Linked DNA regions of Homo sapiens: all the other regions are linked to region 2. Evidence: chromatin loops called from intact Hi-C (ENCODE). Cell type or tissue: OCI-LY7. All regions are shown on one strand. Links, peaks and the distances in the headings refer to the core of each region. The heading gives the core; the rest is flanking DNA. Region 1 overlaps MED26 (mediator complex subunit 26). Region 2 overlaps CPAMD8 (C3 and PZP like alpha-2-macroglobulin domain containing 8). Region 3 holds the start of NR2F6 (nuclear receptor subfamily 2 group F member 6).

The links. A loop is a pair of places that touch in the nucleus more often than their neighbours do. Peaks named below come from ENCODE experiments on the same cell type or tissue, not always from the same donor. Only the 100,000 strongest peaks of a DNase experiment are listed, where the experiment ranks them.
Region 1: it touches region 2 in a loop (6-fold over the local background); 3 of 110 quality-filtered maps call a loop at or near these places.
Region 3: it touches region 2 in a loop (4-fold over the local background); 2 of 110 quality-filtered maps call a loop at or near these places.

The regions. Positions count from the first base shown.
Region 1 is chr19:16,583,281-16,593,286 of GRCh38, forward strand. The region is part of intron 1 of MED26 (mediator complex subunit 26); the gene reads right to left. Among named protein-coding and RNA genes, the nearest start is that of SLC35E1, 16 kb to the left of the region's middle. RefSeq lists enhancers at 2,330-2,979, 2,713-3,595, 3,010-3,059, 5,100-5,149, 5,320-5,389 and 5 more. In OCI-LY7, for the core only: no CTCF peak of the experiment used is centred there; DNase peaks (open chromatin) are centred at 3,561, 3,991, 4,541, 5,291 and 2 weaker places; H3K4me3 peaks cover 4,673 bases; H3K27ac peaks cover 4,846 bases.
Region 2 is chr19:16,895,311-16,905,316 of GRCh38, forward strand. CPAMD8 (C3 and PZP like alpha-2-macroglobulin domain containing 8) reads right to left here. Exons shown (of 42, transcript NM_015692.5): 31 at 9,156-9,242; 32 at 8,916-9,052; 33 at 8,392-8,547; 34 at 8,251-8,313; 35 at 7,339-7,553; 36 at 5,900-5,987; 37 at 4,165-4,239; 38 at 2,579-2,684; 39 at 2,381-2,491; 40 at 1,146-1,355; 41 at 866-1,016. Among named protein-coding and RNA genes, the nearest start is that of F2RL3, 11 kb to the left of the region's middle. RefSeq lists silencers at 1,536-1,615, 1,666-1,885, 1,956-2,475. In OCI-LY7, for the core only: a CTCF peak has its summit at 4,557 (motif pointing left); DNase peaks (open chromatin) are centred at 2,191 and 4,541; H3K4me3 peaks cover 788 bases.
Region 3 is chr19:17,239,299-17,248,451 of GRCh38, forward strand. NR2F6 (nuclear receptor subfamily 2 group F member 6) reads right to left here and starts at 6,621. Exons shown (of 4, transcript NM_005234.4): 1 at 5,645-6,621; 2 at 1,373-1,467. The coding sequence starts at 5,922. RefSeq lists silencers at 1-135, 5,972-6,041, 6,052-6,211, 6,612-6,861, 7,262-7,341 and enhancers at 6,605-7,554, 8,504-9,153. In OCI-LY7, for the core only: no CTCF peak of the experiment used is centred there; DNase peaks (open chromatin) are centred at 4,813, 5,703, 6,813 and 7,233; H3K4me3 peaks cover 3,471 bases; H3K27ac peaks cover 3,148 bases.

The sequences.
Region 1 (10,006 bases), core at 2,842-7,841, 310 kb before region 2:
GTTGCTTTCCCAAAGGGGCAGGAATCCCGTCAGGAACTGTAGCCTCTCACTTCTCCACTAGGGACCCCTCAATAGATGCAGATGGGTCTGAACTTCCTTAACCATCAACGAAGACAGGCGTTGCCTCCCCTTTCTACCAACACTGACCGCCCCTGCCCACTTAATTTGCTTCAGTTTGGCCTCTTCATTGCTGCGGGAAGTGCCTGTGAAGGGCAAGGGTGTTGGGTGGGGGTGGGGGGTGTCGACAGCAGAACCTCCATGCAGCTACTAGGAGAAGCAGGGGTAAATGCAGCAAGGAGCACTCTGGAAGCAGGTGGGACCTCCCTGGGGTGCCTGCTCCAAAGGCAGGCAGGGCAGGAAGTTAGCAGGTGGGACCAGGTGTGGCACAGGTATACATGCAGGTCCAGCCCAGCCGCCTGGTACATGAATGTTGATGGAACTGACTCCACTGTCACACCGAACACTTTCAGGTCTTAGAATGGAAATCCATGAGGCATGATCAGGTACACATGGGCCAATAGGAATGTGAACATTAATCTCGTCCTTCTGGAATCTCAGAAAAACCAAGCAGGGAGGCCTGGTCTCAGGTCATAGGCATCACAGCTAGCATAGATACTGAGGAAGAACAGTTTGCATCCAGGCAGAGGGTGAACTGGGGCCACCAGCACAACCCTCAGCACACAGGTGCCCCACACTTCAGGGATGCCCCAGGAACACACGCATGGGGGCATGGAGGGGACAACTTCTCGCCCAAGACCACAAGAGGTCTGGCTGTCCCAGGGCTCTTTTGTGGTCATCCTTCCACATGAGAACTTAAAAAGGCTTCCACGGGCGCGGTGGTGTGCACCTGTAATCCCAGCTACTCGGGAGGCTGAGGCAGGAGAATCGCTCAAACCTGGGAGGCGGAGGTTGCAATGAGCTGAGATCACGCCACTGCACTCCAGCCTCGGTGACAGAGCAAGACTCCGTCTCAAAAAAAAGAAAAAGAAAAAAAAAACCGAAACCCAAACACTGCCCCCCCCCGCCCCGCCAAAAAAAAACAAAAAACAAAACAAAAAAAAGAAAGGCTTCCGGAAAGGCTGGCACCTTTGTCCCCAGAGAGCCCCATAGCCTGTGCTAAGCCACAATTCCAGCCAGCCTAACTGGTGACATGTGCTGTTCAGCTCACAGGAAATGTGAGGAAGGAGGCGGGGCTGGACACGCACAGAGACAGCCTGAGGGAGGGGCCAGCACCCCTCAGAAGCAGCCTGGGTCAGGCGCCTGGAGCTGCGTGAGACACCTCATTCTCCCACACCCTGGGAGCAGTGGGGAACCCTGTATGCGACTTCACAGCACACCACGCTCCGTGTGAGCTATTAAAGACCCACCACGCATCCTCGTCTTTCAGTGACACTTTCCTGAAGAAATAATACAATCTGGAATTTGCTACAGAATCATCCCCTAGGGTGAGTGACAGGAGGGGGATGGGTGAAACAAAGTCACATGGCTGTAAGCAGCTATCTACTGAAGCAGGATGGTTACCTTTCTCTACTTTTATGCTTGAAATTTCTCACAAATAAAGATGAGAAAATACATCTATTTCCTAGCATTTGTTTGGGAGAGTTCACTGATCTAGAAGGACTGGCAGCCATCTAAAGGGGAAGTGAGCAAATAGCTGTTTCCAACTCCTCATAGTGGCTTCACTGTCCACCATCTGGCCCCTGAGTGGGGCAGCAAGGGCCGAGGGCTGGGTAGGATGCCACCTCCCTCCACGTGAGCCTGTCTCAAGTCTCAGGCCTCCTAACTGATTTGAACTGCACAACACCATCTATCTGGTGAGACCCCAGGAGCCCCTCACCAAGCTCCCCTACTCTGGTACTGGGCTGCTGCTTAACAGACCTGGTGCAGAAACAGCAGGCACCCCTGGGGCTGGAGAGGGGAGCTCTGAGTACCCATGCCAGCTGTCCATCCCGGTCCGACTCTCAGGTGTCCTCACGCCTCTCTTCTAAAGGAAACCACAGAGAGCCCGAACCAGGGGCACACGCTAGGTCGACAGTTCCTTCCTGCAGGGAGAGGCCTGACCTGTACCAGGAAGGAGCCCAGGACAGCCACCACCACAGAGAGGACAGGCCCTCAAGTGGCCCAGACCAGGAGGGAGGACTTGGCAAGAAGGGGTGGGGGCTAGGTCACTCTCTTCCAGAAGGGGAGAAACATAACAATGAGCCAGCAGTAACCCAGGGAAGGGACAGCCGTCACTCCAGGACCTGCCCAGCCCCAGTCAGCACCACCTCCCTCCCATCTGCGATCCACATCCTATGGCTCTGGGCACAGCTGAGCCACAGGACACAGCCACTCAGAACTTTCTTTCCAGGTTTCCCTCAAAGGCCAGCCAGCAGCACTCCTCTGTGGCCCTGTGAAACCCAGTGACACCTCTGACCCCTCCGGAGTCCGGAAGACTAGACTCTTCTGAAAACCCACCTACGACAGGGTGCGTGGAATCACCTTTCAAACCAAACTCCTGTCGGCAAATATTTTAATTGGGCCACGGCATGTGTCCGAGTTTTTCTTCTGTGAAGAGGATCACTGGGTCTGAGTGCAAAGCTGGGGCCTGTTCAGTGGAGTGGACCCGCTACTGGCCAACCTCTTCCTCGCTTTATTACAGGGGTGTGTAAGTAAAACCCTCAGGCCCTGAGTAATTACTGCTGGGGATTTCCAGCCCTGGTCTGAAACAAGGAACTGAGACTGAGTTTTGAGTCCCAGCAGCCCCTTGGCTTGCCTCTCCATTTTCTCCACATCTGAACTGTTCCCACCCCGCCTGAGATCCCCAGCCTCTTGGGAATGCAGCTGTGGTAGCAAAGGGGAAACCCTGTGCTGCCCAAGGTCTGACCAACCAATAGTCCCAAGGGTGCTGAGCCTGGGCAGGCCCAACCGGGCACAACTCGCACAGGACCATCACTGGTGGGTTGCCCTTGTGCCAAGTTCTTTCACGTCATCCTCACAAGCGCACTCTACAGATAAGGTAACTGAGGGCCAGGAAGGTAATGGAGGTCCCGGGTAGACCACACAGCTAGAAGATGGTGAGGCCTGGCCTTCCACTAGCCTGACATGGCTACCAAACACACAGGGCCCATCTGGTGCTTTGAGTAGGTGGGGTGAAGGGTACCAGGTGCCACCAGCCTGTGGTGATGTCGGCACTCTGTAAAGACTCTCCTGACGTGCTCCTGCAGTGAAATGCACAGGTTACAAACAGTTCCTTGAACCCACACAGGGCCACCTCCACGGTCTCCGTGTTGTCTATGCCTTGTCCCCAGGATGCCTGAGAGGCAGGACCAGGGTGACCCAGGCATGCACGGGCCACCACAGCAGGGCTTCAGATGGCACTGGAGCCCACTCCCCACCGGGCTGGCCCTGGGAACAGTGCACATGGAGCACAGACTGCAGTTCTGCACTCCCCCACCTCGGTGTCCGGCCAGCCTTCCTGACCACCCTGGACGGTGGGCGGCACTGCCCTGGCAGCCTGTGGGCCCGCACCTGTGCCCCACAGCCCACATAACCTGCTCCTTGGGCTCAAAACAGCCCCTGCTGAGGCCTCAGTGGCAAAGCACCTGTAAAAACCGGTTCACTTTAAAAACAACAATGGGGATGTTGTCGGGTTTTTTTTTTTTTTTTAATGCAGAATGGTCTAGACAGTAATTTACAAAAACTACTTAGCTCAAAAGACTGTGGAAGTGTTCATCAGCAAGCAAGCTGTCCTTCCAAACCCAAACATGCCACAGATGGCACCCAGAAACAGACAGTCTGCCTTCAATGTGCTAAGCATTCTAATGCCGTCCGCGGCTGAGTCACCTCGCCCACCCCCCAACCCCCAACACACAGTCGTGTCTGCTGAGGACACACGGGTGAATCAAACAGGGCTTTGCTGGGAGAGTGTGTGTCTGTGATTTGGTTCCCGCCACACCAAGTCTTCCTGCTTCTGACAAACTCCGCACGTGTTCCCAGGCAGCTGGGAGCCAAACTGCCTCTGGTGCAAGTCAGTACAAGAGGCGGCACCTGCATCCCCACCCCACCTCCACCCCAAGACCCCAGCTCTGCCCTCCCTCTCAGCTCTGGAAAGCGCAGCCCTGAGGGGTGCTGCTGTGCTTACCCTCAGGCGGGCCCCACCCTGCACTCTCCGCTCAGCCTCATGGGGCTGGTGCAGGTCCACCAGGCTCTGCCCAGTGAAGGCACCTTCCTCTGAGGGGACCTCATGGGAGCCTCAAACCCCAGGGGCAAAGCCTCAAGTTCACAGCTTCTCAGAGGAAGAATGACACTGGGAGGAACAATGACGGGAAGGTGCATGTCTCGGCCACAGCCACCAAGCTCACCACTTGAAAAGCACTTCCTGCTGGGGCCCTCCTGCTACTCCCAGGAGCAGCCGGCCACCTGAGTGGTCTGTCATGTCCATGTGGCCCTCCCTGTCCTGCAGCCACAGCTCCTGTAATGCTTGGGCAAGTATGCAATTGCATGCTACAACTCAGCCCGGGGGACGGGAAATGCCACCTGAGTACAGGCAGCACGCGGAGCCCTGACTGAACCCCATGAGCAACTCAGAAAGAGGAAGCCCAGGGCTTGGGGCAGAAGTAGGAGCTCCATCAGTAGGCATGCCTGACTTCTGCAGCGAGGGAAACTTGCAGATGAAGCCAGGAGGCAGGCAGCGCTGCTCTCCACAGCCACTGCCCCCACAGCGTCCTTCCCTCCCACTTTCTGTTTTTAGCAGCTCTTCCCAACCAAACTACCAACCTAGACTCTCCTGACCTCTGCTTCAGGTCTGCAGAACTTACGATTCTTACTGCCATTTGGCCCTTTGTGAAGGCACAAGAGCTCTCAAAGCTCATCTGTAAATTGACTCGTTGCTACGCGGATAGAACTGGAGCAGTGGGAAGCCAAGCGGAGTCCTGGTGATAGCACGCTGGGTGGGGGCTTCTCCCTCTCAGCCTCTCTCTTCTAGGAGCAGCTGATAAGAATGCCAGCTGCAGAAGACTGGAAATGACCCAACATCCTCGGGGGAAACACACACACAGTGCTCGGCCCATATATGTTCCGCCAAAGACAGAGCCCAAATAAGAACGAGCCAGCTTTTCAGGAATCAACAGGGAACAACCTTCAAGAGACTGCCAAGCACAGAGATGCACACAACAGCGCACCCTGTGCCGCCGCCTGGAAGATCCTAGCTGAGGCTGGGCAGACAAGGACCTGATGGTTGAGCCGCGCATAGCTGTAGCAGGGGACCGCACCTGGCCTCCAGCACTGACGCAAGCAAGACCTATCACTGACTGGAGCCCAGTTCCTCCTCTGAGAGCATGAGAAAACCACAAGATGGTGTCTGTAGAGCATGAATGGTGTGCTGGAGACCACGCCCCCAGGGGCCAGGCCACGAGGACCCGCACACTGCACTTTCTGCTGGGCTGCTCTGTGGTCTGTAAGATCCATTCAGGCAGGGCAGTGCCCAGCACGGTGCCTGGAGGCAGCCTCAGAGGCCCATTGAGAGAGGAAGCCGAAGGAGAGCAGCCCCCCGCCTGCCTGTCCAATTGGGCTGCTGTAAGATCCTGAGAACTAGTGACCTTCTAGAATTCCCCGAGACAAGTCATCAAATGCTCTCTGAGCACCGACTGCACACAGGTGCTCTACCAAACTCTGGGCCCGCTGGATGCTGGGAGGGGGCGTTAGGATCCCTGTGTACTGACCCGGAGGAGTAGACAGAGACAGCCAAGGTCAAGAACAGAAGCAACAGATAAAATGCCACCACTGAGGCTCTCACCCAGGCTGCCAGGAAACCCCAGGGGAGGACTACACTTGGCTCAGGTCCAGGGCCACCCCTTCCCCCACAGCTCCTGGGCTCTGTGTGGAGCTGGAGGGACAGGAGTGGGCACAGGGGCCTTCTCATTGGGCATTCCTGCAACGAGGGCCACGGTGCAGAGAACCAAGGACACTGTCACCCAAGAAAGAGTCTGGTGACTCTGTGGATCCCATGGTAACCACCATTTAAGGATGGACACTCACGCTATGATCCAGCAATTCCACTCCAAGCAGCACCTACAGAAATGCACTCAGAGCAGCTGTATCAGAACAGCCCCAACTGAAAACAGCCCACGCAGCCACCAACAGAACACCGAATAAATAAATCATGGTCTGTCCATTCAATGTTGGATGAACAAACTGCTGCTACACATAACCTCAAAGACAAATCTCAAAACAACGTTGAGTCAAAGAGCCAAACACAAAAAAACACATTTTTTTTTTGTCCTGGATTAAAAGGTCAAAAGCAGGCAAGACTTCTAGATGGTGAGAGCAGTCAGGGTAGTGGCAGGCAGAGAATGACTAGGAGAGGACGTTGAAGATGGCTTCAGGGGAAAGGCTCTGTTCCTTAACCTGGGTGGACTGGGGTTCTCAGATGTGTTCATAAATGTTCATTCAGCTGTAAAACTTGGGACTTGTACACTTTTCTAGATGTATATTTTCTAGACTATATTTACAAAGGTTGTTAAAAATAACCTACTGTGTGTGAATTCCATGATCTTAGAGGCCACCTCATCCTACAGAAACAGATGGTGAAGCTGTCAGGGTTGTGGAGGAGGGGGAGGTGTTGGCAAAGCAGCCCCTCGTTCCCCACGGCCCAGACCCTCTGAGAGCCCCACAGAACAAGGTCTGAAAACAGCTTCAACACAAGCCCTGGCCACCTCTACAACACACAGTGATGCAATGTGCACTGCACTTCACTGCTCACTGAGAAACGTGTCTGCACTCTCCTGCCCTGGATGGGACTGAGGAGGACAAGGGCACTCTGAAGCTTCCCCGGCAGGAGTACTCAACAGATGAGTGTCCCCAGGAAGAAGTGAGCACTAATGCTACTGGAAAGAGGCAGGCAGGCAGCACCCACTGGGCATGGTGCCAGCACCCTGCAGGGCACTGGGGTCTTGCCACACCATGGTCTCCCCTGAGACCACAGATACGCCCCCTCCACCCCCAACAGGTATTAAGCCACTTTCCCATCCAAGAAGCCAGGGTGCCAGCTGGCCACAGATTCGTTACTAACCTAACCTGCTACCCCATGCAGCCAGCACACACCTGCCTCCCTGCTCCACTGTGACACAGGACACTTTAGGATGAGGCAAATCTGCACATCTATACAGCGGAAAAGGACAGTGAAGAAATGCCTCTTCTACTCCTAGTTTGCTGAGAGGTTTTATCAGGAATAGATGTCTGATTTTGTCACATGCTTTTCCTGCATGTACTGGGATGATTATAAGGCTTTTCATTTCTGGCCTTGTAATATGGTTGATTACACACATTTTCAAATGTTATCTGCCTCCCTTGCTTTAATTTCAGCTCCCTTTCTTTGCTACCTTGATTGTGGTGTTGGTGTTACTGATGTACTTACAAGTTAAAATTTATCAAATTATATACTTCTGCTATGCGCAGTTTATTGTATGTCAATTATATCTCAATAAAGCTATTAATGTCAGGCACAGCGGCTCACACCTGTAATCCAAGCACTTTGGGAGGTGGAGGCAGGTGGATCACCTGAGGCCAGGAGTTTGAGACCAGCCTGGGCAACATGGCGAAACCCTGTCTCTACTAAAAATACAAAAAAATTAGCCAGGCGTGGTGGCAGGCACCTGTAATCCCAGCTACTTGGGAGGCTGACGCATGAGAATCACTTGAACCCGGGAGGTGGAGGTTGCAGTGAGCTGAGATTGCACCACTGCACTCCAGCCTGGGCCACAGAGAGAGACTTTCTCAAAATAAAATAAAATAAATAAATAAATAAATAAATAAATAAATAAATAAATAAATAAAGCTATTAAAAAAACACCCATGGAGGCAGACAGATGCAGCAGGTCCTAGGAAAAGTAGGAGGGATGGCAGGCAGAGAGAAGGACTGCTTCTTTGTTAGAGAGGGGAACCAGATGCCACCTGGGTTTGTCCTCCCTGGGGAAGGAGGGTGGGCCCTTTGGGGAGGCTCCTTCTCTCCTCAGTAGAAGGAGAATGACTGTCACGCCTAGGATCTCAGAGGGACTGTAAGGACTGAAAGATACACTTGAGAATGCACACAATGCACTCCCCATCTCAGACCAGACTCCTGCAGGCATCAGTAGGCACCTGCTTTTTCCTTCTGGGACATTCTGTATGCACCCACAAACACTTGTGCACTGCACTGATTAGGCATCCTAATTGTAGCTTTGGAAAAAAGCTGTAGCTGAAGCTGGGTCACAGTGTCCTATGAGCTGTGAAATAAAATGCCAAGCAGCCACCAAGCCACTTCCCAAGGCTGAACTTACACACACACCCCCTTGTATGCCTACCTATAGGGTTTGGTCATACTTCACTGGAGACCCAGGTGAAGGAACCAACTTCCTACACTCGAGAAAAGGCCAGCGGCTGCAGACATCTGCAAAGTCTTGGGCAAACGACAGTCTGCTCTCCCCAAAACATGGTGCAAGCAATGATGCTGGATCCATCCTCCTGACCTGAAAGTAGCCACGGTGCGTCTGACAGAGTCTTTTCCCTCCTAATTCCGCATGGTTTTCTCCTATGGGAATTAAGCTCCTAGAGTGAGAAATCTGTCTGAAATCCTGACTTTCCCCGCTAGAGAGCTGATCTAGATCCTTCCTATTCAAGTGTGGCCTAGGGGTCAACAGCACGGGCATCACCAGGGAGCTGCTTTGAAACGCACAATCCCCATCCCCATCCCCCCTAGACCTCCTGCATCAGAAGCTGCATTCCAACAAGCCCTCAAGGAGGCCCAGCCCCACAGGGATGATGGGCAGAGGCACCCAAGGCTGTGGGCTCTGCTTGGCACCATGTGCCCAGCTGCAGCCCTGACCCCTACTTCTGTGGCCAGCCAATCAGAGGCTCCCTGGTAACACTCCTGGCACCACCTGCACCCTGCTTTCCAGAGTCCCTCCCAGGTGTGACTCATCCAATCCCTCTGACAACTGTAAACCCTGAGGGGGTGTGATGTGCCCAAGTTCCATCTGCAGGAGGGGACTGCAGAGTCCATACCACGACCCCACAGAGCCCACCAGGCACAGCTGTGGGGCCCTGTCCCGTCCCATGCCAATCTCAGAGAAAGCCTCTCCCGATGGTGGTGTGACAGGGTCCAGACAAACCACAACAGGATGAAAGGACAGGAAATATCCAGGCTGGTGGGGGACGTACCGCCACCAACCAGCAATGGCCACTGTCAGGGACAATGGCATCTGGCAGAGGCTGGGGAGCTCCCAGAGGATGTTAGCAAATCACGCCACACATGTCCCTTCCAAACAAAGTTCAGCAGCAGCAGGTCTCACCCGCTCGCCTAGGCATGACATGTGGAGCCTGTCACCAGCTTCATAACCAGTGTCCCCACCTTCATCCACTTGGCTCCCAGAGCTCCTGGTCAAAACGGCACCCCCTTCTTCTAAACCTCAAAGCCGGTGTTTCTAAGATAATTCCACTTCAGCTCCAATAAGGACCTGAGTAGCTTCTGCGGGCTGGACCGATGACCAGTTATTGCAACTGGGGACATTTTCTAAGGGCAGATGATGGCTGTCTTGGTTCCAATCAACTGCCTTACAAACCACTGCCCTGGAATGCAACTGTTCCAAAGGCGGCATCACTCAACCCTCTGTTTTAAAAACACAAGTCAACGAAAATAACAAGTTGCACCACCACCCCCAACTCACAGCCAAACCTCCCACAGGACTGGCCGAATTCTGCCCTGCTTGGCTGGCGCCGACTCTGTAGGTGGGCCAAGCAGGCAACTGATGCCCACCAATCCAGACACCAGCACCTGGTCCCCAGGAGGGCCACCAGCCCACAGCCTGCAAGGAGAAAAGAAGAAATCCTCCTACGGCCCTCAGTGACATCTCATAGACCCAACAACCTGATGCCGAGGTGCCTATCCGAAGTCACTGCATATTTCATCGGCACCCTCTGGCCCAGGCTGTGCAGAGGACAGGGCCAAATCACCACCTCACCATTCACTGGGTCTGGAAAGCAAGCCCTT
Region 2 (10,006 bases), core at 1,994-6,993:
GCTGAGACAGGAGAATCGCTTGAACCCAGGAGGCGGAGATTGCAGTGAGCCCAGATTAAAAAAAGAATAAACTATGGATACACGAAACAACACAGGTGAATGCAAGGGAATCATGCTCCAAAGATTATCCGCTCTGATTCCATTTACCTGGCATTCTCAAAATAACAAAATTACAGACGGGTAGGGGGAAAATGGCTTAGTGGTTGCAGGTGTTGAGGGGAGAGATGAAGTTATGGAAGAGCAGCTGGAAGGATCCTGTGCAGATGGGCTGTTTGTTGACTATGGTTGAGATTACACAAATCTGCCCATGAGGAAACCGCACACTGTTAACTACAGGCAAAACTTCCCTAGTCCAAAAATCCTAAATCTGAAATGTTCCAAAATCCAAGTCTTTTTGAGCAGCGACTTGACGTGCTCAAAGGCAATGCTCATTGGGGCATTTCAGATTTTTAGATTAGGGATGCTGAACCTTAGCTAACTATATAATGCAAGCATTCTGAAATGTGAAAAAATCTGAAATCCGAAACACTGCTGGTCCCCCCAGCATTTCGGATAAGGGATCCTTGACCCGTATGCGCGCGCGCGCGCGCACGCACACACACACACACACACACACACGCGCGCGTGCGCCCGCGCACAGCTGTTCGCTGGTGGGTGTTGCGTGGGCCAGGGTGGAGGGAGGATGAATGTCCCACTTTGTCCCCAGGAACTCTGAGCCTCTGACCCTGAGTCACTCCCACTGCCAGTGGGGGGTCGGGGCGGGGCGGAGGAGTCGGGGCAGGTCGTCGGGGGAGGTTGGTAGGGGAGGGAGGTGGGGAGATATTGAGCCTATGTCTCTTATCTCTGGGGTGGGCCCAGCTGTTACCTGTCCTCCGCCTCCCCTTCAGGCTCAGGGTCTGAGTCCTCCACCTCAAGGCCGGCTCCATTCAGCTTCACGTCCTGCTGTAAAGGCCCCGGGGCCACAGAAGCCAGGTCATCCCCGTAGGTGGAGGACGACGAGGCCGGCAGCCGCTGCTCTGGAAGGAAGGGGGCCTCGGTCGGGAGGGCGTGGCGGGGAGGGGACCCAAGGGCCGAGGGGAGGAGATCCGTGGCCCAGAGCAGCAGCGATGGTGTCCCCGAGGCTAGGCGGGGGGTAGGGTCCTCACCGAGGGCGCAGCAGCTGGGAGGCGCGGGCTCCAGGGGCGCGGCCTGGCGGCAGGCGGCCTCCCGCAGGCGGCAGGCGCTGGCGTAGACCACCCCGTCGGAGCCGCACACCGGGTTCCCCTGGGCGCCGCAGTCGTGGTCGCAGCCGCATCGCGCGATCGCCGCCCCCTCCTCAGGGGCCACGGCAGGGCCCGACTCGCCGGGGAACCAGCCTGGGGGACGAGGCAGGCTCGACAGACCCCCCACCCTGAACCTTGCCCGCGCCCCCACAGAACCTGGGGGTGGGGAAGATGTCCCTGGGTCCCGGGCCCACTACCCCCTCGGTGGGTCTTGGGGCGCGACAGTTAATGGGAGGTCCTGAGCCCTGGCCTTATGGAATTTCACGCAGGTATTTGCCTAATACTTACAAAAACAGAAACAGACTTTTAAAAAGCGGTTGTAGGAGAGAAAGGAGACAGGGCGTCCTGTCTGGGCCGCCCTGCAACAACAGCCCCGTCCCCTGCCGCGCCTCCTCCGCACTGACCACACCCACCCCAACCCCACCCCCACCGCACTGACCGCTCCTATCCTCAACCCCGCCCCCTCCGCGGTGACCACACCTACCCTCAACCCCGCCCCCTCCGTCCTGACCACTCTTAACCCCGCCCCCTCCGCACTGACCACACCCACCACAAATCCCGCCCCTCAGCGCTGACCGCACCCACCCTCGACCCCGCCCCCCGCACTGACCACACCCACCGCAACCTCATCCCCTCAGCACTAACCACATCCACTCTCAACCCCGTCCCCTTCGCACTGACCACACCCACCCCGTTCGGCCCCGCCCCCCGCACTGAACACACCCGCCCTCAACCCCGCACCCTCCGCACTCACCTCCCCCTCGCCGCTCGACCCCGCCCTCACCACACTGACCACCCTCAACCCATTGCGCCCAGTCCCCACCACAGTGACCACACCCTCACTGGCTCGGCCCTGCCCCCAGTATACTGACCATTCCCCAGCCACTTCCCTTCCGCACTTACCACTCCCCCAGCCACGCCCCTCCCCGCTGACCGCTCCTCCAGCCCCGCCTCCCCCGTACAGGCAGAGCGCCCGCCCACCTCTATGCTGCGTTCTCCTGACTTTACGTTGGCCCCTCCTCTGCCAAGCCCCCAGGGGAGCCCTCCCTGGCGTCCGAGGGTGGGAGTCGGGGTGTGGCAGGCCGCGGTGGGGGGCGGCAGTGGCTCCGCGCACTCACCCGGGCCCCGGGCAGGGGCGCGCTCCACTTCGTTGCACGCGGGTCCGGCGCACAGTTCCCGGGCGAGTGGGCTGTGGGTGCTGACGTTGTAGAAGCGAGTGGCCTCGAAGGCTACGGGACGAGGGTGGCGGGTGACCAAGTGCAGGCGCGACGGGTCAGGGACCGGGCCGGGCCGGGGGTGCGGGCGCGCGGGCCTACCGGGTTCGTAGTAGTCGTACACGGAGACTGGCAGCGCCGACGTCCTGCCCACCACGCACTCCCGGAGAGCACGGAACCGCACGCACGTCAGGCACCGGCTGGGGATCTGTGGGGCAGCGGCGGGCGCAGGCTCGACCCGGGCCAGGAGGCCCGGGGCGCTGAGCTCAGGCCCAGAACTGGCTGATTTCAGGGATACCCAGGACGCGTGAAACACAGAAGAAACGTGATCCCATTTTCTTTTTTTCTTTTACTTTTCTTTTTTTTTTTTTTTCCTGAGACAGAGTCTCGCGCTGTTGCCCAGGCTGGAGTGCAGTGGCGTGATCTCGGCTCACTGCAAGCTCGGCCTCCTGGGTTCAAATGATTCTCCTGCCTCAGCCTCCCAAGTAGCTGGGATAACAGGCGCCCACCACCGCACCCTGCTAATTTTTTGTATTTTTGATCAAGACGGAGTTTCACCATGTTGGCCAGGCTGGTCTCCAACTCCTGCCCTCAAGTGATCCGCCTCGGTCCCATTTTTTATTCTTTGGGTCCTTCCATCCCACTGGGAAAACGTCTCAGGTGGCCTCTGAAACACCACTCCTTTTTGTGTGTGTGCACGCATGGCTGAGCATGTGTGGGTGGGAGTCAGCACATTCACGATACTGTGCAATCATCACCTCTGTCTAGTTACAGAACGGTTTCTTTCTCCCCCAAAGAAACCCCATCGCCATCAGCACTCACTCCCCACTCCCCCAGCCCCTGGCAACCACAAATCTTTCCAACTCTACGGATTTGCCTGTTCTGGGCATTTCATGTCAATGGAATCATGTACTCTGTGGCCTTTTGTGTCTGGCTTCTTTCACTCAGCATCATGTTTCTGAGGTTCATCCATGCTGTAGCATGGATCAATGCTTCGCTCCTTCCTACAGATGGATAATATCCACTGCGGCCCCTCCCTGCTTTTTCTACCAACTGCCATCAGCCGAGGGCACAGAGCTGTCAGCATGGCCAACTCTGCCTGGAATTTATTCTCCCAGTGTCTTATTTTTTTTTGTTTTTTTTTAGACAAGGTCTTGCAGGTCTTGCTCTGTCACCCAAGCTGGAGTGCAGTGGCACAATCTCAGGTCACCACAACCTCCGCCTCCCAGGTTCAAACGACTCTCCTGCCTCAGCCTCCCAAATAGCTGGGATTACAGTAGCGTGCCATCACACCTGGCTAATTTTTGTGTTTTTTGTAGAGACAGGGTTCTGTCATGTTGGCCAGGCTGGTCTTGAACTCCTGATCTCAGGTGATCCACCTGCCTCAGTCTCCCAAAGTGATGGGATTGCAGGCGTAAGCCAAAGGGCCTGGGCACTTTTTTATATTTTTTGTAAAGATGGGGTCTCGCCATGTTGCCCAGGCTGGTCTCGAACCCCTGAGCTCAAGTGATCCTCCCACCTCGGCTTCCCAAAGTGCTGGGATTACAGGCATGAGCCACCATGCCCGGCCCCAGTGTCTTTTTTATGGTACAAGATACTTGCAGGGAGCCACACCAGGCAGTGACCGGTGCACCCTCACCAACATGCACACCAGGGAAGCCTCCTCCACCAACCCCGGCTGGTGGTACCTCATCAAAGTAGAAGAGCACTCGGCGTCCAGCCACTTCATACCTCTTCATCCCCATGTGCTTGTCAAGGAGCAGCTGCAGAGGAAGCCAGAAGTCAGGGTCCTCAGACTCTCTACTTGCTTCCTCTCCCATCCCCTGGGGGCAGTGGTCAGTGGGATGCTTGGACTTGCCCACAAGTTACCATGGGCTGGGGTCTGGGTGCTGGTCAGTGCTCCCCAGGCCCTGCCAGCCTCTCAGCACCCAGGAGAGGACGCTCAAGGATGGCTATCCCCGCTGGGAGCACCTGCCTCGCCTCCCTATACACTCCCTCAACCCAGCCCCAAGCCCAGGTCAGGCTTCTCCGTGGCCAAAGAGGTGCCCGGCTGAGCCCTGCCGCCTGCTGGTGTCTCAGCTGCACTGTTCAAGTTCCCCTCCCAGCCTGGGATTTTTTTTTTTTTTTCAGTTTTTGATTTAAAAAAATCCACACCCACTCCAAGGCCTCTGAATTGACCACATCCTCATCCCCTGGTGCTCCGTGCAGCCTCCTTGGAGGGGAGGTGACAATAGGCCCAGCTTTCCTGTTCCACCCTCCCCACACTGCAGACCTCCTTTGGTCCCTGAAACCCTCGCTTCTTGGTCCTCTTTCTCCCCCAGCCAGAGCCGGGCAGCAATCCCCACCCCCATGTCCCTCTTCCTTCCTGTACAAAATGGGGACATGGCACTGGTCTGTCTTAGGGTTGTGAGGGTGACAGCTGGTCTCGGCAGAATGTGGATTGAGAATACCCCATGGCTCCCCACCCAGGGCCAAAGCACATGGAACTTTGCTGAAGTTCTAGGTGGCATTTATAATAGTGTGACAGTGGGCCCGGTGCTGTGGCTCACATCTGTAATCCCAGCACTTTGGAAGGCTGAGGTGGGCTGATCACCCGAGGTCAGGAGTTTGAGACCAGCCTGACCAACATGGAGAAACTCCATCTCTACTCAATACAAAAAAATTAGCTGGGCGTGGTGGTGCATGCCTGTAATCCCAGCTACTTAGGAGACTGAGGCAGGAGAATTGCTTGAACCGGGGAGGTGGAGGTTGCAGTGAGCTGAGATTGTGCCATTGCACAGCCTGGGCAACAAGAGCAAAACTCCATCTCAAATAATAATAATAATAATAATAGTGACAGTGGCCGCATGGGAGATCCACCTGTTGGAGCAGCCCCCACCTCACCCCATCTACTCCTCAGTAGACAGATGGGCCATTTTTGCCCAGAAAGGGGAGGAAAAAAGGGGCTGGGCATAGTGGCTCATGTCTGTAACCCCAGCACTTTGTGAGGCTGAGGCGGGAGGATTGCTTGAGCCCAGGAGTTTGAGACCAGCCTGGGCAACATGGCGAAACCCTGTCTCTGCCACAAATACAAAAATTAGCAGGGCATGGTAGTGCATGCTTGTAGTCCCAGCTACTCGGGAGGCTGAGGTGGGAGGATTACTTGAGCCTGGAAGTTCAAGGCTCCACTGGGAATTTGAGCCAAGATCAGATCATTACACTGTAGCCTGGGCAACAGAGCAAGACTATGTCAAAAAAAAGAAAGAGAAACAGGGTAAAAGGGGAGGGGGAGGGGAAGGGGGAGGGGGAGAGGGAGAGGGAAGAAAAGAATACCCATAGCATTTTACAAAGGTCTGGACTGCCAGCCAGCCTGACCCTGGGTGCCTAAGCCCTACCTATTGTTCAGAGATCCCTGCCCACCGCTGCTCACCGGCGCTGCCTCACCTGCTCCAGGCTCTCGATGTCTGCCCGGAAGCCTGACAGCAGGGGCACCTCCAGGACAGCCATATTGGAAGACCCTGCATGCAGCCACCTTCCAACAACAGGGGAGAGAGAGAGGCCCTAGAGCTCAAGCCCAGAGGTGGAATTCAAGGTCCCCTCTCCCCCTGGAGCCCACACAGCTGATGTCCCAGGAAGCCTGCCCTGGGGCCTGGCCGGCAGGCCAACAGCACACACATCCTTGGCTCGGTCAACTCAGTCAACCTATTTTACAGCAGGGACACTGAGACCAGAGGGAAAGGGCCTTGCCAAGGGCTCTAGGCCTGACCAGGTCTCTTGACTAAGCATTGTGTTCTGTCCTGGACTTCACTCTGTGTCCCCAGCCTGGGAAGCAGCTGGCGACCCCACTCTGGACATGGTTGCACAGAGCAGCCACAGCTCAGGTGCTTCAACACTGCCACCCTGCAGGAGACTCTGGGAAATCAACCCCCTAGCTCCGGCCTCAGTTTCTCCTTCTGTAACATGGTGGGGCGGGGAGGGAGGTAACTGGGCACTCTCTGGAGCCTGCAATATGCCAGGCGCTTCCTATAGGGCGTTGGGGACAAGGAAGAGGAAGCCAACATTCAGAGTGGAGCTTGCAGCTGCGGGGAGTGCACCAAGCTGGACTCTGATTTCCAGAACTTTCTGAGATGGGGAACTTGGACACATTCGGGCTGAGAGTCAAGGTCAGGGCAGCCGTTACCGGGGTAGCGGCTCTGATGGGCTGCGAGTGTCATGGCAACCACTCACCCACCAATCGTCGCCATGGTGACAAGCATCCATCACCATGGCAACAAACATCTTCTTAGGGTGAGGGCCCGCTGCGGCCGGGTCCCAGGCTCACTCTTGGAAACCAAGGGGTCTGGTGCTGGTGTTATCGGGCAGGGACCAGTGTCCCAGCCACACATCGCTGTCCCCATCCAGCCCACCCGCCCCGACCATACTGGAGTCTTCTGTGTCCATTTGCTTTTCTTTCATTCATTTCAAAAACTGGCTGGGCGAGGTGGCTCACACCTGTAATCCCAGCACTTTGGGGGGCTGAGGCGGGCAGATCACGAGGTCAGGAGTTCGAGACCAGCCTGGCCAACATGGTGAAACCCTGTATCTACTAAAAAGACAAAAAAGTTAGTTGGGCATGATGGCGGGCACCTGTAGTCCCAGCTACTCGGGAGGCTGAGACAGGAGAACCATTTGAACCCAGGAGGCAGAGGTTGCAGTGAGCCGAGATCGCACCATTGCACTCCAGCCTGGGCGACAGGGTGAGACTCTGTCTCAAAAAAACAAAACAAAACAAAAACCACCACTGAGTGCCTGGAGCCGGAAGCTCCTCCTGGTCCCAGGAGGCCATCCTCTCCGCACATTGCACCCTCCTGGGATGCCCACGCCAGCAGGGCAGGTGGCCTTACCTGGTGCACACCTCCAGCATCACCTTGTATTCCTGGTGATGCTGATCGGCCGCTGGGTCATCATCGTCAGCTGGGGGCCAGTCTCCTCGGGAACCCTCAGCTGCGGAGGCAGGCATGGGGGGCGGGCGTCCCTGGGCCTCAGGCTCCTGGAGGCTTACGAGCAGCTGGAAAGCTGGCTTGGCCACCGGGTCAGGCACATTGTAGGTGACATCAATCTGGGGGGTGTTGGAGGATGGAGGCTTAGGGACCTGGGCCCTCCATAACAGGTGCAGGGTAGGGGAGGAGAAGGGCAGTGGGGAGGTGGGAACAGCCAGAATTATGAGGACAATGACATCCATGACAGTTTTAGAGACTACCGTTATTCGTTTTAGCCTTGAAATCACTGAAGCGGGTGTAGGTACAATCATCAGACCAGTTTTATGGATCTGGGGTGCAGAGCTGTGCTCAGCTATGTCTGAGTCTAGGGGTCTCCCTCTCATCCACAGTGTTATCTGAGCTCCCATTTTAGAGATCAGAAAACGGAGGCTAGCGAGAGTCATCGCGGGAAACTTGCCCTCTGACTGCCAGTCAGAACCCGTGACATGCACCTGCCCCAGCCTGGTCTGGGGCTAAATCCAGGCCACAGCAGGGGGAATGACCTCGAGCCCTTAGGCAAATCTGCTTGAGTCAATGGGTCAGAGATCCCTGGACTGAGGGTCAAATGGACCCTCTCAGGTGTGGGGGTGGCACACCTGAGAGGACCCATGGCCACCTGCCTTGGGCAGTATTAGAAGGCTGAAAACCTGTCCTGCAGTCTGGCATGCTGCTGAGTTCAGAACCCTCTGGGGGTCCCTGGGGTTCCACTGTGTGATTGGAGGGAATGGGGCACAGGAGGACAAGCCCAAGATCACCTCGTGCTCCCCAAAACCTCACCTGCATCAGGCAGCAGCCGTCCCCCTTGGCACTCACAAACAGCCCCGTGGGGAGGCTGGGGATCTGGAGACAGAAGTCACCGTGAGGCCCTGCTGACCCCTCCTCCAACAACCCCCAAACCCTCATCCCAGGAACACGCACCGCTGCTGTCTGCAGAACCTTCTGGTTGGTCCTGTGCAGCTCGAAGGTTTCCTGGTAGTCCAGGTTGGTGGAGGCCAGGGAGACAGTGAGGTTGATGCCTCCAGCATAGGACAAGATGGCATATTCAGCCAAGGCCTGCAGAGCCACGCAGGTGTCCTGGGGATGGAGGAGGAGACGGCCATCAACCCTGAGACTGAGTTGGCCAGTGGTCCCCTGAACCCCGTCTTGGAAGCCTAGCCTAAAACAGGCACCAACGGGGCTGGAATAGAGACTGGACCCAGTGCAGACACCCATGGCACTGGGGGCCTCAGGACAGCCAGGTTGGTGTGTCCCCAGAGGCAGAGGCTGGGCTCCCATGGGGGATCCAGGGGCATCTGTCCCTCACCCCCAACCCCTGCCCTCTTTGGGGCTCCATAAGGTGAGAAGGGGCCAGACTGCCTGGCCACCTCAGAGCTCAAAACAAGGACTGCAGGGACCCCACCCACCCAGCCCTGAGCCCCTCCCTCTGGCCCTGCCCGGCTCGCCTGAGTGGAGGAGAAGCCCCCAAGTGCATTTCGCTGCTGGGACAGCCACTTCACCACAGGCAGGGCGGCAGCCACGTCACCCAGCAGAGTGTAGGTCAGAAGGGCGTAGGCTGTCATTTCCACCTCGGCCGAGACCACTGCAATGGAAGAGGCCCACTGGGGACTTTTGACACAGGGACATGGACCCAGTGCATGGAGGTATGGCCAAGGCAGGCACCCGGGAGCTGGGGTGGCCAGTACCTGACTGAGAGACCCTGTCACTGAAGCTCAAGAATGTGCCCTTGTCCACGTCCCAGGAATTTGACAGGCTCCAGTGGGTGACCCCATCTGCAAGGAAAGGAGTGGTCAAGAGCTATAACCCACCCAGTGTGTAGCCTGGCATCCCATGGAGCGCATCCAAGCATGGGGTCTAAAGAAAAGGTATTGTGGGACCCCAGTGGGAGAAGAGTATCAGGGGAAGACAGCTGGAACAGGAAGGGCCTTGGGGCTCCATCTCAGATCTGCAAACCTATGGCAGCCCCAGCCCTTCCTGTGCCCCTGGCAGACATCGTGAATCAATGGCTACCCAACCTTACCCCTGGCAGACATCACTAATCAAAGGCCACCTTCCCCTTCCTGGACACAGACATCACTAGTCAATAGCCTCCCTCCTGACCAGGTACTGATCCAGCCCCTGATGTTCCTACTTAGTGCCCAAGCAGCCACACTCGACTTGCAAAGGCTCAAAGATTCTGGCCAGGCACAGTGGCTCACGCCTGTAATCCGAGCACTTTGGGAGGCTGAGGTGAGTGGCTCATTTGAGGTCAGGAGTTCAAGACCAGCCTGGCCAACATGGTGAAATCCCATCTCTACTAAAAATACAAAAATTAGCTGTGTGTGGTGGTGCACACCTGTAATCCTAGCTACTCAGGAGGCTGAGGCAGGAGAATTGCTTGAACCCAGAAGGCAGAGGTTGCAGTGAGCCAATACCGAGCCACTGCACTCCACACTCCAGCCTGGGTGACAGAGTGAGACTGTCTCAATAAATAAATAAATACATAAATAAAAATAATAATAATAATTTAAAAAGAATGGCAAGGCACGGTGGCTCA
Region 3 (9,153 bases), core at 4,139-9,138, 350 kb after region 2:
AGCACTCCAGCCTGGCAACAGAGCGAGACTCTGTCTCAAAAACAAAACAAAACAAAATACAAAAATTAGGTGGGCGTGCCGGGCGCGGTGGCTTACGCCTGTAATCCCAGCACTTTGGGAGGCTGAGGCAGGCAGATCACGAGGTCAGGAGATCGAGACCATCCTGGCTAACATGGTGAAACCCCGTCTCTACTAAAAATACAAAAATATCCGGGCGAGATGGCAGGCGCCTGTAGTCCCAGCTACTCCGGAGGCTGAGGCAGGAGAATGGCGTGAACCCAGGGGGCGGAGCCTGCAGTGAGCCGAGATCATGCCACTGCACTCCAGCCTGGGCGACAGAGCAAGACTCAGTCTCAGAAAAAAAAAAAAAATTAGCTGGGCGTGTTGGCCCGTATCTGTAGTCCCAGCTACTCGGGAGGCTGAGGCAGGACAATCACTTGAACCCGGGAGGCGGAGGCTGCAGTGAGCTGAGATCACACCACTGCACTCCAGCCTGGAAGATGGAGCGAGACTCCATCTCAAATAAAAATAAAAATAAATAAAGAAAATAAGGAAAAAAAAACTTCAAAGCAGGGGAGGCTCAGGTTAGACATTAGAAAGAACTGCCAGCCTGGCCCACGACACAGTCCCCAGAGGAACCTGAAACCCAGCACAGGAGATCTCGTCCAATAGGCTAGATTCTATTCCTGAACCCCAGAAATCCATGCAGAAATCTCTGGGTTCTACTTGAATTCTAAGGGGGTTTGGCAGAGTTCTAGGCCCAGCAGCCCAGAATACGCCCGTCCACCTGGGTCCCCTGAGCAGAGACAGCTGGGCCTCACTCTTGCTCCCAGCGCCCGGGGTCAGAAGAAAGGGTAAGCTGCCCTTTGCCTTAATCGGGCAGAGTTCCTGCCTTGGGCAAACAAAAAGCATGGGTGAAGGGTGGAGGAGAAACAAATCAAATAAAAAAAAAAATCCTTGTTCAGAACGCGGTGGCCGCGCTAGCAGACAAGAGGTCACCAAGGTGTCAGGGCCAGGGAACTGGCCTCTGAGGCTGGAGTCGGGGGTAATTGGGGAAGGCAGCTCCTGCAAGAGAATGGGGCTGGGGAAAGTCCCTTGTGGGGCGTCCCTGGCCTCTTCAGCTCCACGGCAGCAACCAGGGGGCCACGGATCCTAATTGGATTCCTCCAGCCTAGGGCCAGACTGCAGCCCACGGGATCAAGGGATCAGTGGTAATGAGGTTAGCAGGCGCCGGCCCCCACCCTGTGAGGCACCCAGACCCCTGTGAAAGGGAGGGGTGAAAGGGAGGGGAAAAAGGGGAGGAAGAAGCTGTTTGTTCACCCCGGCTCCAGCGGCTGTGATCGTCCCCAGTGTGTCCCCAGCACGTACTCACCCTCCTTCCTCATGCCCACCCGGAAGCACTTCTTGAGACGGCAGTACTGGCACTGGTTCCGGTGGTGCTGGTCGATCTGGCAGTCACGGTTGGACCTGGGGGCACACAGAAGCCAGGGCTCCCTGAGACCCCCATATCCTCCTCCCCGAACCAGCCTATGAGCCGCCTTTGGAGGCTGCCCCTCAGAAATACTAGTAGGGGCCCTCTAGACTGGAGAGGTAGCCCCAAAGGGGTACAGGAGCTCAGCTTGCAGGTCTGCAAACCAGACAGGATAACCCGGATGAGTGGTGATGGATGAAGAGGAATCTGTGGAAAAGCAGATGAACACCCCAGGGAGGGCACATTGGCATGGGTTTTGAAGGATGAATAGGAGTTCTCCAGGTGAATGGCGGGGTGATCCCAGAGAGAGGGTACAGCCAGAGCAAAAGGGTTGAAATACACAAATATGGAGGCCTAAAGAGTTTCATTTTATTTGGTCACTGTCAGGCTGAGCAGGGTCATTGTCCCCAAAAAGATGTGAAGGCAAAGAGGACATGGTCAGAGAGCTGGACTTTGTGAATTAACTAGGGGTCAGGCCAGGGGCTAGTGGTCTGTGGGGTCATAGCATTGTGGGGCCCCAGCATTATCACCCGCACAATGCCCACCCCAAGGAATGAGGAAGTAAACAAAGTCACTCTGGTCCTCAGCCCTGAAGGCCCCACACCTACGCTCTTCCGAGAGGACCACCCAACCCCTATGCAAGCTGGAGATTTTCCTGGTCAGCCCTCAGTGAATGCCGTTGCCTCTTGCAGGGATGAGACAGGTGGCCCCACCCTGAGAGGTGGTGAGCTCCCCATCCTGGGTCAGCCCCCAAGCAGGAAGGTCCAGGCCTTATTCTTCAAATGTCCCCAGAACCTTCTCCCCTTGGCCCCTGCCCTTGGACTCCCCTGGTCTCTTGCCACCAGGAGCTGGGGGCTCTCCAAGGCCTGGGCCTGGAGCAACTACCCCTGGGGTTCCAGCTGGACACCCAGGGGACACACAGAGACAGTCACAGAGTAGAACCACCACTTAAGGGAATTAAACAGATGCATCTCTGCAGTGGCTCACGCCTGTAATCCCAGCACTTTGGGAGGCGGGGGAGGGTGGATCACCTGAGGTCAGTTCAAGACCAGCCTGGCCAACATGGTGAAACCCCGTCTCTACTAAAAATACAAAAATGAGCTGGGCGTGGTGGCGCATGCCTGTAATCCCAGCTACTTGGCAGGCTGAGGAAGGAGAATCGCTTGAACTGGGGAGGTGGAGGTTGCAGTGAGCCAAGATTGACCCACTGCATTCCAGCCAGGGTGACAGAGTGAGACTCTGTCTCAAAAAAAAAGAAAAAAAAAAAGGCTGGGTGCAGTGGCTCATGCCTGTAATCCCAGCACTTTGGGAGGCCGAGGCGGGCGGATCACCTGAGGTTGGGAGTTTGAGACCAGCCTGAACAACATAGAGAAAACCTGTCTCTACTAAAAATACAAAATTAGCCGGGCATGGTGGCGCATGCCTGTAATCCCAGCTATTTGGGAGGCTGAGGCAGGAGAACCGCTTGAACCCGGGAGGCAGAGGTTGCAGTGAGTTGAGATCACGCCATCGCACTCCAGCCTGGGCAACAAGAGTGAAACTCCGTCTCAAAAACAAAACAAAACAAAACAAAACAGATGAATCTCAGCTGCAGATACCCAGCCCTGCCCCTCAGGTGGCGACTGCCCCACTGAGCCTCGGTTTCCTCATCTGAAAATGGGAGGTCAGATATTGCCCTATCATATGGGATGGACTGGGTCAGAGGGGTTCACGGGGGACAGTGCCAAGACCCAGAGCCCAGCCGGAGAACCCAACTTAGGAAAGCTGAGGATCTGCGCCCACTCCCCCGTACCCCCCCTCCACCACTGCCTGGGTCCTGCAGCACCAGCCACTGAGCCCCTGGGAAGAGGCCCCACTAGGGCAGAGGGAGCTCAGGCAGAACCAGAACAAAGCCCAGCGGCTGGGTGGTGGGAGGGTCCAGGGCAGCCGGGTGGAAACGGCCTGGCCTGGGGCGGCCCTGCAGGCAGGCAGAGGCCCAGCTCAGGGGCCCCTGACCTCAGGGGAGGCCCTGAACCTTCAGTCTCAACTTCCCCAGCTGTGGAATTGGGACAGATCCATCCCTCCAAGGAGGGAAACAGTTAAGTTCTTCCTGTTATCCCACCTAAAGAGTGCAAGCTTTTTTGCCCAACCCCATGGCCCAACTCAGCTTCCTCCCTGGGCTTCTGGCCTCCAGTCCAATTTGATCAGAGCCCTCTCCTGCTCACACACCCTCTATGGCTCCCCATTACCCTCAGCCAGCATTTCAGGCCCACCTAGCTCTGACTTCTCCCATGGCTGCACAGTCCCCCTCTTACAGCACAGCTCCCCCAGTCTGCCACTAAGTGTTTTGTCTGGACCACATTCTGGCATGTCCCTGTGGCCTTTCTTCCACCTGCCAACTCCATGCTTCAAGGCTCATGTCCCCTAGCCTCCTCCAGGCAGCCCTCTCTGACCTCCAGGCAGAGCCTCTGCTCTCTCCCTGGGACCCCAGATCCCACAGACTTGGGGCATCTGTCTCACTGTGTCTCCTCCAGACTGGGGGCTTCTCAGGAGCTAGACTTGGAGCTGGGGTCTCTCTGGAGGGGCTGGCATCAAACTACCCAGGCTGGGCCCCAGCGAGACCCTGCTCAATCCATTTGAAGCTCAGAATGGAATGGTGATTTCACCAGGTCACACAACTGACACAGCACAAACCTGTCAGCTCCAAGCAAGGCCCCCCCCACCCAAAATTGCTGCTCCCTGACACCACCCTCAGGAAGCTCCTGGGACCCCAAAACTGCCTGAGCCCCCCTCCCTTACCCTCCCTAAAGATATGACCAGAGAGCAGGCGGTTTTCCAGCAGCAAGAATGAGGCCAAAGTCTAGTGGCCCACTTTGTGCTGGAGGAGGGAGCAAGGCAGCTCTGCCACACATGGCCACACCAGGCCAGCCCTGACCCGGGACCTGGGGCCAAACTCCACCCTCGGGTACCTGGGGCCCTATTTGGTGGCCTCAGCCAACAAGCCTTCCATCAGCCGTTCTCCCTGGGGCCACTCCGATCCGAACTCAGCGGTCCCCACCCTAGCCCCACAGTTCCCCCACAGTGCCCCCAACTCGGGCAGCGTCCCTCCATGTCCAACGCAAAGCAGGCACCAGGACCTCTCTCTGGGCCTTTGGGCCTCTGTTTTGGGCAGCTGGGAACTGAGACCGTCTAGACGGGCTCCACAGAGACCCTGCATGTTCCTGGGGTGCAGAGTAGGGGCTTATAAACGGACAGATCGGATGCTCGCCCGGGAACGGTGAGAAAAGAACTCCCGGGCTGGACAACCCCGATCGCTTTCCCTGGGGACCTTCCGCCAGAACAGCTAGCAAGGCCACGCCCTGCCAGAGAGGTCTCCGACCTGGGACAGCCCAAGGCTCCTGCTCGGAAACGTTTCACTCCCTGCCCGTCTCAGAGACACCCAAAGTTTGAGGGATTTTTCCAGGAGCCCCAGGTCTGCACCCACCCCTGGGGGAGAGGGACGTTTCAGTCAATTCCGGTGGCCCTGCCGGCCTTCCAGTGGCGATTTCCGGTGACCCAAGGCCCAGAGTGAGCCCAGAGGGGTTCCCTGAGATGGGCAAGCCCAGCTCCCACCCCCACCCCCACCGCTGGGCCCCTCATGCGAAGAAGGCCGCCCCGTGCCACCCCAGCCTCCCTCCGTCTGCCGCCTCCGTAGCCACAGCGACTTTGGAAGTGATATTTGACCCCAAGGGCGCGCCGTATCGATCCGCGCGGCCGCAGACAATGGCCCCTGGACGCTGCGAGCTCCACGGTCCAAGTTCCACGTTCGATTCCCTCGAGGGCATCCCGCGCGCCGGGATCCCCGAGAACGGGTGCCCTGGGGTTGGGTTACCACCCCTGACAGCACCCCTACCCCCACCCCAGCGCGGAGATGACCCCTCCCCAGAGAAAAAGCGGAGGGAAGGAGAAGCAAGTAACTGGGGCAAAAGCCTCCAGGGACCACCTGATGGGGGGGGAACCTGCAACGATGTAGCGCCGACTGTATACACAATCCCAGCCATGGAATGCGGGAGGAGGGTGCTGTGCCCCTATCTCAGAGGGGGCAGTGGAGGCCCAGGGAAGGTCAGCGCCAGGCCCAAGGTGACCGAGCAGGTCAGAGGCCTGCCCCAGGTCGGGGCGGGGTGCACGGCGGCGGCGCGCGGATGGGGGGCTCACCGGCAGGTGTAGCTGAGGTTGCGGCGGATGCTTCGCTTGAAAAAGCTCTTGCAGCCCTCGCAGGTGAAGACACCGTAATGCTTGCCGCTCGACTTGTCCCCGCACACCACGCAGTCCACCTGCAGCCCCGGCCGCTCCTCGTCGCCCGGCTCGGCGTCGCTGGCGGCACCGGGGGGCGAGGCCGAGTCGTCCTCGGCCGCGCGCGGGTAGCCGCCCGCCTTGTCCACGCCGTTCGTGTCGCCGCCGGGGCCGCCCCAGCCGCCGGTCACCATGGCCATAGCCCCAGGGCAGCGGGGCCGGGGCGCCCCCACCGCGCTCTTCCCTCCGGGCACCCCTCTCGGCCCGGGGGACCCTACGCGGCGCGCATTCGGCCCCGGCGCGCGGGGGGCACGGGCTGCACCCCCCAAAAAAGTTTTGCAGCAACTTCCTGCGGCCGGTCCTCGCGCCCGGGCGGAACTGGTCGGGCCGGTTCCAGGCCAACTTTCCCACGCGTGCGCGGGGCCGGGCCCGGGGCCGGGAGGGGCACGCTAGAGGCGCGGGCCGGGGGCCCAGAGGACTCGCGTCCCGCCGCCCTGGGGCCCCGGCGGGGGCGCGCGGGCCATGGCCCGGCCCGAGCCGCGCAGGGGGCGTCCTCTGGCCTGGCCGCCGCTCGCCCGGGGGCTGCGGCCAACTCAGCGGGCCGCCATCCGAGCGCGGGAGGCCGGGGGGAAAGTTTGGCCGCAAGTTGCGCGGCCGCCCGTGGCGGGGGGGGAGGGGCGGCGGGTGCGCGCCGGGGCTGATCGCCGCGCCCCCTGGGTCCCCCGGCGCCCGCGGCTGCCGCTCCGGGCCTGCAGGGCCGCTGGGCCGGCGCCTCTGGAGCTGCCGCCCCCGCTGCGGCCGCTCCTGCCTGGCCTGGGCCTGCGCCTGGGCCCAAGCCTCGCTCTCGCCGCCGCCACCGCCACCGACCCCGCGCGCCGGCCTCGCGCTGCGGCCGGTTTGACACACAGCGTTCCATTCGCGGGGCGGGCGGGGGGCGGGGGCGGGGGCAGGGGCGCGCGCCGCGGGCTGGGGGCGGGCGCTCGTTGCCCCGGCGACGGCCGCCCTTATAAGGGCATGGGTGGCCGCGCGCGGCGCCGGGCGAACGGGCCGGCGGGAGGGACGGGGGCCGAGCGCTGGGCCGCGGGGCCTGACCCTCCCCCGCCTCCCTCTGCCCCTCCCCCCGCACCCCCGCCCTCGCCCTCGCCCAGCTCGGGCCTTAACCCCTGCCGGGCCGCGGCGGGAGCCTCAGCCGCGCCTGCCCTCTGCCCTTCCTTGAGCCTCGCCAAGATGTCTCTCCAAGGCCCTCCCCTCCACCTCTGGCCTTGGACGTTGGGTCGCTCGATCACCCTCGAGGCGCCCCTCGGAACCTCTCCCCACCCCACAGTTCCTGGCAAAGCAATGATGGGGGGCCAGTGGCACCCGGGGGGGGGGTACGCCCCTGCGCAAGACACACGCGCGCGCGAGACAGACAGACACACACACACACACACACACACACACACACACACACACCCTAGATTGTGTTTGCTTCCTCTTCCAGAAAGTCGCCGCGTCTGACCCCCACCCCACCCTTTCTCTGCTCGGGTTAACACCTGGTGCCCGGAATCTCCAGGGGGAAGGGATGTTGTGGTCTGAGACCGGCTGGCCGGGGCCGCGAGGTCAGGGGGCCCCTCTGCAGAATTTCTGGCCTCCGGGGGCAGGGCGCCCACCCGCCCCGCGCGGCTGGAGGCGACAGGCATGCCCTGTCTGGGGGCCTGCCCCTTTTTCCCTTTTAATTTCCTTTTCTTTCTGTGCTTTGCAGAAAGGGCTTGGCCTGGCGGCCGGCTGGACTGCAGATGTCTCTTCCAGGCGCCCTGGAGCCTCGCAGCTGCCGCCACCTCCAACTCACCCCATCCCCCAGTACCGGGGCTGGGGCCCGCCCGACCAGCATTTATTAAGCACCCTTTGTATGCGAGGCCCGGGCTGGCGAGCCTCTGGCTCTGGGCAGGTTAACCTTTAACCGGCTGGACAAGCCCTTCCAGGAGTGACCTTTCACCTCGGAGTCTTGCAGCCCCAGCCACCCAGACTGTGGTCCCACCCCGCCCTGAGCCCAGAGCTGGACACCAGAGCATGCAGCTGGGCCTCTGAGAGCTCTGGCCAGGACAGTGCCTTCTGCGCACCCCCTCCTCTGCCTCCCAGAGCCCTGATGAGACTTGAAGAATTGCCCTCCCTGGAGTAGGGGGAAAGATTCTTAGAGATCTTACAACACTTAAAAAGAAACTGAGGTTCTGGGAGAGCCAGGCACACCCAGCCCTGGGCCTCTCAACCTGCTCCAGGGACGTTCTGGCTGCCTGGGAGGTGGAGGAGGAGGCGTTAGTAAACACGAAAAGCAGGAAGGACTAGGATTAGACATGAGCAAGGACTTCCCGAGGTCTAGAGTCGGGTTCTGCCCACAGCCTGATGTAATCCCTGCTGGGAGAGAGGAAGGCGTGGGTGGGCAGAGACGACCCTTTGGTTCTGAGGCTGCATGGGAATGTGACTGGTAATTTGGGATGAGGGCAGGGATCCTAGGCCCCTTGCCTGGACCTGCTAGGATCTTTGGTGGGGAGCATTGGGGTGGAGGTCTCAGAAGGGATTGAAAAGAGATTTAGATGAGAGACAGGCGCTGTGGCTCACGCCTGTAATCCCAACACTTTGGGAGGCCAAGTCAGGAGGATCTCTTGAGACCAGGAGTTCAAGACCAGCCGGGGCAATAAAGTGAGACCCGTCTTGAGCCCAGGTGTTCAAGGCTGCAGTGGGTTATAATCACGTCACGTCACTCCACTCCAGCGTGAGCAAGACCCTGTCTCAAAAAAAAAAAAAAAAAGAAGAGGGAGAGAAGACTCAAGGAATCTTGAGGGGATTGTGAAGGGGAGGGAGCAAAGAACTAGGTTTGGGGGAGACAAGTCTTGCGAGGCAGCTGAGAGCTGGGTGGGAGATGGGGGAAGAAAGACCATCGCAGATCCCAGAAACTCCAGTAGTTCCAGTCCCAAAGGCTGCCCCACCCCCTTCCAGTAGCCTGGCCACCCCTGTGCCCCCTGGGGCCCGCCTGGGGGTGGATCAAGGCTCTACCCCGCCTCCCTGACCCCTGCCCGCGGCCCTGCAGTAACATTTGACCTTGCGGCGGCCGCAAACCAGGGACAAAGGGGCCTAGGCCCATCTGCTGAGGGGGCACCCGTGGGAATGGCCAGATCCTGCTGGGGCAGCCTGGGAACCTGTCTCCGTCCTCCCACATGTGACCTTGGCTCCCTTTGCCCCTCCACAGGCAACCTGGTGGGACCAGGAACTCAGGTCTTAGACTCTGGGGCTCGGCAGGGTACAGGGAAGAAATTCAGCTTCTCTGCCCCACCCCAACACGAGCAAGGTGGTCTGCCTCCATTTCCCTGCTTTCTTCAAAGTTGGCCCAAGTCCAGGGACAGCGTGTGGGTCGGAAGGTGACTAGCCCCAGCCCTCGCTGGAGGGGACTGTGCTCG